Linked DNA regions of Homo sapiens: region 2 is linked to region 1. A link is a contact called in ENCODE Hi-C or POLR2A ChIA-PET data. All regions are on one chromosome and are shown on one strand. The core of a region is the stretch at or near the end of the contact, and the rest is flanking DNA. Distances in the headings are between cores, read along the strand shown. Region 1 holds the start of LINC01625 (long intergenic non-protein coding RNA 1625). Region 2 has its middle 65 kb from the start of LINC01625.

Region 1 (4,331 bases), core at 1,384-3,883:
TTGACTATTTTAAAGCTTATGGATGAAACCAGAAAAATATTTGACCTTTTGCCCAAGACTTTGCTTTGACATGGAAACTCCCTCCCCCTTTTTTCCATTATCTACAATTTATCCTTCCTTTAGGGTCTAAACTTTTCCTTCTCCAAGGTGTCTTCCCAGCTACCCTCCCATTAACCCCAAACCTCTGACTGCTGTATTTTCTGGGCCCTGTAAGAGTGGCCTCCACCACTGGGGGAAGAGGGCAGGATAAGGGTGAGCTCCCCAGAAGGGCCCCCCCATAGAAAGTCGAATCTGGGAGTGTCTGGAATTAACTGTGAATGCTTTAACCTGAGGAAAAGAGACTGCGACTTCTCTACCCTATTTGCTTTGTTCCCCCAGGGTATCTTCACCTTGGGCAAAGGTCAGTTGTGTGTTTGTGCCCACCCTTAGGGCTGAATTCTCCCTTAGGCACATCGGAAGCACAGTACCCAGGGCCCACAATACTTTTAGGGGTTTACAACAATGTTTTCATTTTATTTAAAATCATAAGAAAAAAACTATATAATAATAACGAATATGTAAACATGAATCCAGCCTGGATTATATGATCTTACACCAATACAGTCATAAAATATGATTATCAATATTTTTATGGAGGAAGAGGCCCACAAAGGCAAAAGCAAAGCAAGTGGACCACTTACCACCAGACAAGCCACAAAAGTCATAATGCAGCGCTGACAATTGTGTGAGCTGGAATCCAGTGAGCAAGAAAATAACATTAGGAAGAAGTACAGAAAATTCCTGAACGCTAGCGCCCTATGTTTGGGAAAGAAATCCCTCTCTTTTGGGTGAGGACAAAGAAGTTCCCATATCCTACCCACCCTCCTGCCCCCACCCCAGCAACAATGCAACTCATAGAACATTCTGTGCCCTATCACATTCATTACACCTATGGGACGCATTCACTCATCAAAGATCACCCGGCTACTGAGGCATCCTCATTTCTATCGTTCAGTGGTCAAGCTCTTCTTCCCGTTCAGCGTACGTAGTACCTAGTCTGTTGAGGGTGCTTTAAAATGTTTAAAGAATGATAATGATCAATTTCTCCTATTTTTTTTTTAGCTTTTGAATCAAACATTTGGAAACATTGAATTTTCATGCTGCATTCTATGTATTAATTATGAAATAACTCTCATGATTGGAATATTCTAAATGAAGAAAACAGAAAAGGAGTTACGTCTTTCTGTTATTTTTCACCAAACACAGTACACTGGGGCTTATAAATACACTTTATCAAATCCCTCTGTGCAAGTAGTCCCGAGTGCTCCCCCTACCAACCCTGCACCATGAGAGAATGAATAAATGAATATCTAACAGGGCCCACACAATACCCACGAGATAATCGGCATTCTGAAAGTGTCTGAAGATATCATGTATGATAGACACCAAAGAGTGACCCTGTGCATTTCACTCCTGAATTACTGGTTGGCAGAAATGGCTGAGCAACACAAACAGATCTGAGAAGGACAAAACAGATAAATTCAGAAAACAGGTCAGCATGATTAGTAGATGTCAGAAATGATACTTTTCTGTCCCCCACCCCCTTCTGATTTATGCAGGACACTGTTTCTAATTTCCTTTGTTTTTCAACCCCAATATATTCCAGCTCCAGTTATTCACTACAAATGGCCACACTGTTTACTGAAGGCTGGCGTGTCAGTTGTTGAAGGAAGAAGGGACCGAAGTAGTGCCTGTCTCCAGAAGCCCAATTTCTAACCCCTCTGGGGTTCCAGCCTCCTAGCGAGTAGACGAAGACTGCCAAAGGTTGATCTCCAAATTGAGTTTCTCCAAGGCCAGCTTGCAGAGGCCTGGCAATCAGAAGAGGATACTAAAGGAGCATCCTAACGACAGACACACTGAAAATAATTATCCTGATTCACAAACACCCTCAAAGCTATGAGAATGGTCTTATAAGCAAGGTCTGCTTTAATGGAAACATAAGTATTATGCATTGCAGTCTATCGTAAATTGGTTGTAATTTTCTCCTGACACTTTCTGAATTAAACTAGTTAGTATACGAAAAATAATAATAATAATAATAAAATAATAATAATAAATGCCACAAAGCAAAAGCAAACTGGGTGTCTGAAGGTTAATGATTGCTCATGAAAGCCACAGAAATAAATTATCTGCCTAGGGACACTGTCACATGATCAGCACAAAAGCTGCAACAGCCAAAAATGTTTATGTAGAGGAAAAAAACACATCAGCGTCACAGAACCCTTCCCCCCACAGCTAAATTCAAGTCCTGAGCCAGCCAGCTGCTCCTGACTGCTTACATTAAACTAATTTGTGCTGCTACATTGCAGCTGCTTAATTTTTAGTCTGAACTTTATCACCAATAAGTGTTACAATAACAAGCGATATGATGGTATCTCTGAAGAAATATCCATCAACCCCCAAACAATGACAACCTCACAAGAGTACACTGCAGAAAAACAAATTTAAAAAACAACAACAAAAAAAAACAAAAAAAAAACACAAAAAAAGAAAGGAAGAAAGAAAATTACCCCCACACTGCCTCTTTAAAGGGGGGGAGGGGCAAACTTTTAGTGGGAAAGGCTTTAAAATGCTGCTTTGTTCCAAAGGCCATTCTGCAATGATGAAGGGGGATGATTGAAAAGGTTAGTAGCAGGGGAAGAGTTAACAAGTAAGATGTGCTTTTGCTAAGAGGGGGTGATTTGCAAGGTGAGAGCTTTAGAAGGGGGAAGGCAATTTCCTTACAACAATGCAATCGGTACTTTCTGTCTTGCTCACAGTCCTCCAAGACGTTATGCAAACCCAAACTGCAGCCTGGGCGGTAATTTCAGAGTTGCCCCAAACATTATTCTTTGGCCAGCCGGGTACTGGAGCTTACAATATTCCGTGTTGTTCCCCATGTTTTCCTGTGTTATTTTCCTAGCTCAGTGCAAATGCAGAAACTCTTCTTTGGGCAGAAAGAGACACTGACCTGAACTGGTTTAAATTCCTGCCAAATATGCAGGCACTGTTTTTGCTACATTTTGGAATTTGGCTTAGACCATATGTCAGGCATTTATTTGTACTCAGAACTAGAATGGAGACCTAACAACTTCAAAAAATAAAAGCTTTTTTGTTTTTAAAGCATTAAGAATGTCCTGAAAGTTTTCTATTATTAATTAATCTGAATATGATTAATGTTTTTAGTTAAGATATCTCATTACACACTCTCCTGTTTACTGCAGGGGAAATTCAGCTTCACCCTGCTCAGTAATTACAAAAACAATTCCTTTGAAAGCAAGGGAAGAACACCCGTGTCAGCTATTTACAGCATTTAAAAAATTCTGTGGTTTTCAGAATTAAGGTTCAAAGTGAATGTTATTAATGTTGAGTAATAAAGTAGTTTTTCTTGCACAGATATACTAAATGTAAAAAGAAATGTTTACACTGGAATGATTTTCCCAGGGTGGGAATCGGGGCTGGGGAGTTGGAGGTTTGGGCCCACCCTAGGTTTTTCAACTTGACATCTTTACATCTTACGGTTCCAGCCCAGGTCCTAGCAGATTTCTTTTTTCAGAGAGCTGGTAAATCACGCTACGGGACTGACTCAGAGTGCCACGGGGCATGGCCTTGTTTCGTGGGTTTCTGTTGATGATCCTCCACCGTGGCGGGGCAACTGTGTTTGCAAGAGCCCTCCAGGAGAGGATCCCGGGGAGAAGTAGATGGATGAGGAGTCCCTGGAGCCCATCAGGATTTCTCTTCCCCTCCCCCTCTCTGGTGCCAAATGGGTCACTTGCACAGTGCAAAGCTTTCTCTCCACAGAGCTCAGCGTGATACCTCCGTCTGCTGTTGGCAAAGCTTTAAGACTGCTGGGAACTCAGACGAAATCATCCACAGGCTTGGAGGTGTGGCAGGGTGTAACTAGAATGAGTGCAACTTTTTAAACGGCTCCTAACCATAGGCAGGCTGGGAAGGCCCCAAGACGGAAGGGCAGCCGAGGGGAGGGTCGCTGAACAGCAGCTTGATCTTAATGATAGAATTGGCAGCGGTGTTTGGTTGCTCTTGAACAGAGTAAAAGACCTTAATAGGCCAGACGTCCTATTAAAACCTCAATTGTGAAATTAGAAATTAACTTGATGGAATGTGACAGTCTATCTTACCTATCTGTTCTTTCAGAGCTGGACTAAATTGGTCTAACTAGGACACTTGAAGGCTTGTGAATCAGTTCACACGATCAGTGTGAAAAGCGGGTATGAAGACCCAGATGCTGGTGTGTACGTGTGCATATAAGCCCCAACAGGTATGAATTCAGAAGCAGTGGATATGCGGGTACT
Region 2 (4,208 bases), core at 110-2,609, 65 kb before region 1:
GTGGTTTTATTCCAAAGGAAACACCAAATGACCAAAACTTGCAGTCAGTCCAGGAACAATTCAGAGCCACAGTGATTTTCTGCTAAACCTAGAAGTTAAGCCTCAGAAGACTATGGCTTGGCTCAAAGTTACTTCTTAGCCATGGAAACGTTTTAGAGTTTGTTCATTTATTCATGCATGCAAGGCTCTAAGTGAGCATTTACAATGCATCCAGCAGAGAGGAAAAAGAACCAGTCACTGCTCCCAGGAGATCAAGCTGATGGGAGAGCCCCTCCTAGCCATTCCATCATCTTTTCTGCCTCAACTTCCCAAAGACTTGGCAGGTGTCTGACTGGAAGTGGTTGTTCTTTGCTTCTATCAGTTGTGTTTATGAGCATATACAAACCTTAGAGAGCTATGATTGAACCTCGTTTTCCAAGACTAACACCATTTTTTAGTACCCACATTTATATTTTCTCTCACTCTCATTCTAAATTACAGACGCAGTCAACTCACCTGCCAGAGTTTTGCTTGCCCCAACACTTAGCAAGAAGCTGAATGCATCCAAGGATCCCCACAATCCCAGAACATTCTAAAAATATTGCAGGATGAGAAAGAATTGTCAGCAACTGAGGGAGGAAGTTGTTCAACTTCCACCAAGCATCAGGCTGAGGTGGAATGAGTGGAGACACATGATCAATGAATAAGAAAGAAAATGAGAGAGAAGATGGAGAGGATTAAGAAATAATGATTGAACACATCACCACCGCTTTGCTGGAGCAAGATCAAATACAATGGGCAACGTGACAAGCAAACAGGAAATACTGTGGCGAGTCGCCTGCTCCCCCAAGGCTGAGTAGGCCTCTGTTGCATCAGGGGAAGCAGAGTCAAATCGTGATTTCAGCTTTTCCCAATGTTGCTTTGCACACACACCAACCTCACAACTACCCCACCCTTGTCAACAAATGGGGCATGTCACCCCAGCTTCTATTTATATTATGCTGGTTTGTATGTTCTTTCTTAAAACGTGTAGCTCTCCTATTCTGTAAACATTTATTCTCGTGACCTGTGTGTTTTATCCTACGTTCATACTGAGAATGATCTTCTGGCCAGGTATCTTGCATGGTCTCAACTTGCTTCATAACCTTTCTTAATGCCTAGCAAACCAAAACCACTCAGTAGACGTTGTTGATCACCAAGTAACTGTTTACAGAAAGGAAGAGCGGGCCACACTGTGTATTGCGAGTTAATAATGTGTTCCCAGGCATTGCTCATTGCAGCTGCTCCCTTTAGAAGCAAGAATTCCTGAGCAATGACTGAGCAGACCCTATCGGTGTTCGAGCCAATGACGGCGTCCCTGGAAGGGATGCCCGATCTTGCCTTGCAATCCGGCCAGTTCCCATTGGCTGGGCATTCCGGCTAGCCAGGATTTCTTCTCCTTCCTCAGCATGGCTTTGCTCTTCTTGCTCTACACCTGGAATTTTTTCCCTAATTTAAAACATAGTCATTCTCCATGATATGCTGCCTGTGAAGCACTTCTGTGAGTTTTTCAGGTCTCAAGTGACTAATACTTTTCTCAGCACTTATAATCAGTAATGGTCTGTACTTAGCATCTTAATTTATTTACTTTCCTTCTGTATTGTTCCTTGTTTTCTGTGTCCTTGTCTTCTTCATTTTCTTTTTTTTTTCCTTTCTTTTTTTTTTTTTTTTTCTGAGACAGAGTCTCGCTCTGTCGCCCAGGCTGGAGTGCAGTGGTGCGATCTCAGCTCACTGCAAGCTCCGCCTCCTGGGTTCAAGCCATTCTCCTGCCTCAGTCTCTCAAGCAGCTGTGACTACAGGTGCCCACCACCACGCCCGGGTAATTTTTATATTTTTACTAGAGATGGGGTTTCTCCATGTTGGCCAGGCTGGTCTCAAACTCCTAACCTCAGTTAATCCACCTGCCTCGGCCTCCCAAAGTGCTGGGATTATAAGTGTAAGACACAGTGCCTGGCGTTACTTCCTATCTAGATTCTAAGCAACTTGGGAGCTCACTGCCTTGCAGCATAGCATTATGTTTATATAGGATCAGCAAATGATTGGTGGAATGGGTGGCTCCTCAGTGAACCAGAAACTGGGTAATATTCAAGTGCACCCACACTTGTGTGCGCTAGCCATGCACATGCACATAGTATCATCATGTGCTAGTTACTTTGCATGTTATCTCATTTAATACTCACAGCAACCCAATGGAGGTAGTTACCATTCCCATTTCCGTTTAATTAATGAGAAAAATTTAGAGAAGCTACCTATTTTGCCAAGAGTCACTGTGTTAGAGACAGTGATAGCCTATATGCTTTATTGCTTTTTAACTCCGGTCCATGTCTCCTGTCCCACAGATGTAATCATAACAATGTAACAGCTAATGCTCTTTAAAAAAAAAAAAAAGAAAGAAAGAAAATCTTGATAAAAGTATAACCTGTCTCTCCCATTTACCCTTCCAGTAGTCCACCACCCCCCGAGCCTTTCCCTTTCGCCGTTGCAGTATTGACTGTTCTGAACATATGGGCATTACCCAGTACGCTAGGTCTAAGCCAGGAAATGTCGCTGCGAATAATAATAACAGGATCAACTTCTCAGTGGTGTTAGTGTGAATACGACAACACACTGTATTTTCCAGCAAATGTGTCATCCTTCCACTCATTGACACGAGGACTTGTTCTTCCTGCCTAACTGAGTCAGTCACAATCCCAGCATTTCAACGGATGTGTTGTGAACCTCCTGTGAAGAAAAAATGTCAACATAAACAGTACCCAATAGTGAGAACTATAAGGTTTTCAGGCTCTCGACAGGGATTAGATTGCTTGATTCTGAAGCTTCTGAGACATAGATACCACAAAGAGTGTGACAATTGCCAATTGACAGCTGAAAGACACCAAGGCTGAGGGAAGTTAAGTGATTTACGCAAGGTGAATAAGTTAGTAAGTGGGAGAGCCTTTACTAGAACCAGGTTTTTTGTTTGTTTGTTTTTTTGAGACAGTCTTGCTCTGTTGCCCAGGCTGCAGTGCAGTGGCCCGATCTCTGCTGACTGCCACCTCCGCCTCCCAAGTTCAAACAATTCTCCTGTCTCAGCCTCCCAAGTAGCTGGGATTACAGGCATGCACCACCATGCCTGGGTAATTTTTGTGTTTTTAGTAGAGATGGGGTTTCACCATGTTAGCCAGGCTGGTCTAGAACCACTGACCTGAAGTGATCCACCTGCCCCAGCCTCCCGAAGTGCTAGGATTACAGGCGTGAGCTACTGCGCCCAGCCTAGGGTTTTGTTGTTGTTGTTGTTGTTGTTGTTGTTTTAATTTTTATTTCTTTATTTATGAGACAGAGTCTCACTTTGTCACCCAGGCTGGAGTGCAGTGGCACAATCTCAATTCACTGCAGCCTCAAACTCCCCAGGCTCAAGTGATCCTCCCACCTCAGCCTCCTAAGTAGCTGGGACTACAGGCATGTGCCACCACACCCAGCTAATTTTTTATTTTTTGTAAAGATGATGTCTCACTATGTTGCCCAGGCTGGTCTCGAACTCCTGGGATCAAGTGATCCACCCACCTCGGCCTCCCAAAGTGAGGGATTACAGGCGTGAGCCACCACGGCTGGCCTATGTTTTTCAAATTGTCATCTTTCTCCCACATGTCTGGAGAGGAAGAGTCGAATGAAATAGAACTATTCATACGACAGGGCCTGGACAAGGGTAAATGTGCACAAGAAGCTAAGAGCTCTCAGGAGTGTGGAGAGAAGCCCCCTTTAGCAAGAGAAGAAAGATCCTAACACAGCCCAGGGCAGGAGACAGGGAGGGAGGGCAGAAGAGTGGGCACCTGCAACTTGGAACTTGGCAGGAGAGACTGTTCTCCAATGTTCCTGTTCAGAAAGCAAATGTATTTGAAATGCTGAGGACTCCACATATATTCTGTTAATAATTTACCAACTGAAACCATTAAAGATGTTGACAAAAGACAAAAGCTTTTCCATTTACTATGGGTGTCTGTGGGTGATTTGAAACCACTCATTACCTTTATAAGCTCCTGGGTTAGTTCTGGGTGTCCCGGCTAATTGGCAACAGCAAGAGGCACCTTGGACCAGCAGCGGATAGAGTTTTGGTTTGAACATGCGACTACCCTGATTCCACATTCAGGCGTTTTGTCATGAATTCACCGAGGGACTGTTGGTCCAGGCCTCTGTAGGCAAATTATATTTGC

The links. A loop is a pair of places that touch in the nucleus more often than their neighbours do. ChIA-PET counts read pairs that join two places held with the same protein, here RNA polymerase II (POLR2A). Pooled maps may share reads with other maps.
Region 2: a loop to region 1 is called in a pooled map, with 2.1 times the contacts of the local background. The contact joins the enhancer-like site here to the promoter of LINC01625 in region 1. A Hi-C loop is called at or near these places in 1 of 168 maps with a recorded cell type or tissue (CD4-positive, alpha-beta memory T cell) and 1 of 50 pooled maps. POLR2A ChIA-PET finds 5 or more read pairs at or near these places in 2 of 52 experiments (CD4-positive, alpha-beta memory T cell and OCI-LY7).

The regions. Positions count from the first base shown.
Region 1 is chr6:139,472,898-139,477,228 of GRCh38, reverse strand. It overlaps LINC01625 (long intergenic non-protein coding RNA 1625), which reads left to right and starts at 2,633. Exons shown (of 4, transcript NR_033919.1): 1 at 2,633-2,663; 2 at 4,174-4,297. RefSeq lists an enhancer at 3,744-4,244.
Region 2 is chr6:139,537,067-139,541,274 of GRCh38, reverse strand. No RefSeq gene overlaps it. Among named protein-coding and RNA genes, the nearest start is that of LINC01625, 65 kb to the right of the region's middle. Within about 2 kb of position 1,359, at least 22 of the 41 ENCODE cell types and tissues checked have a DNase peak (open chromatin) inside an H3K27ac peak, as active enhancers do.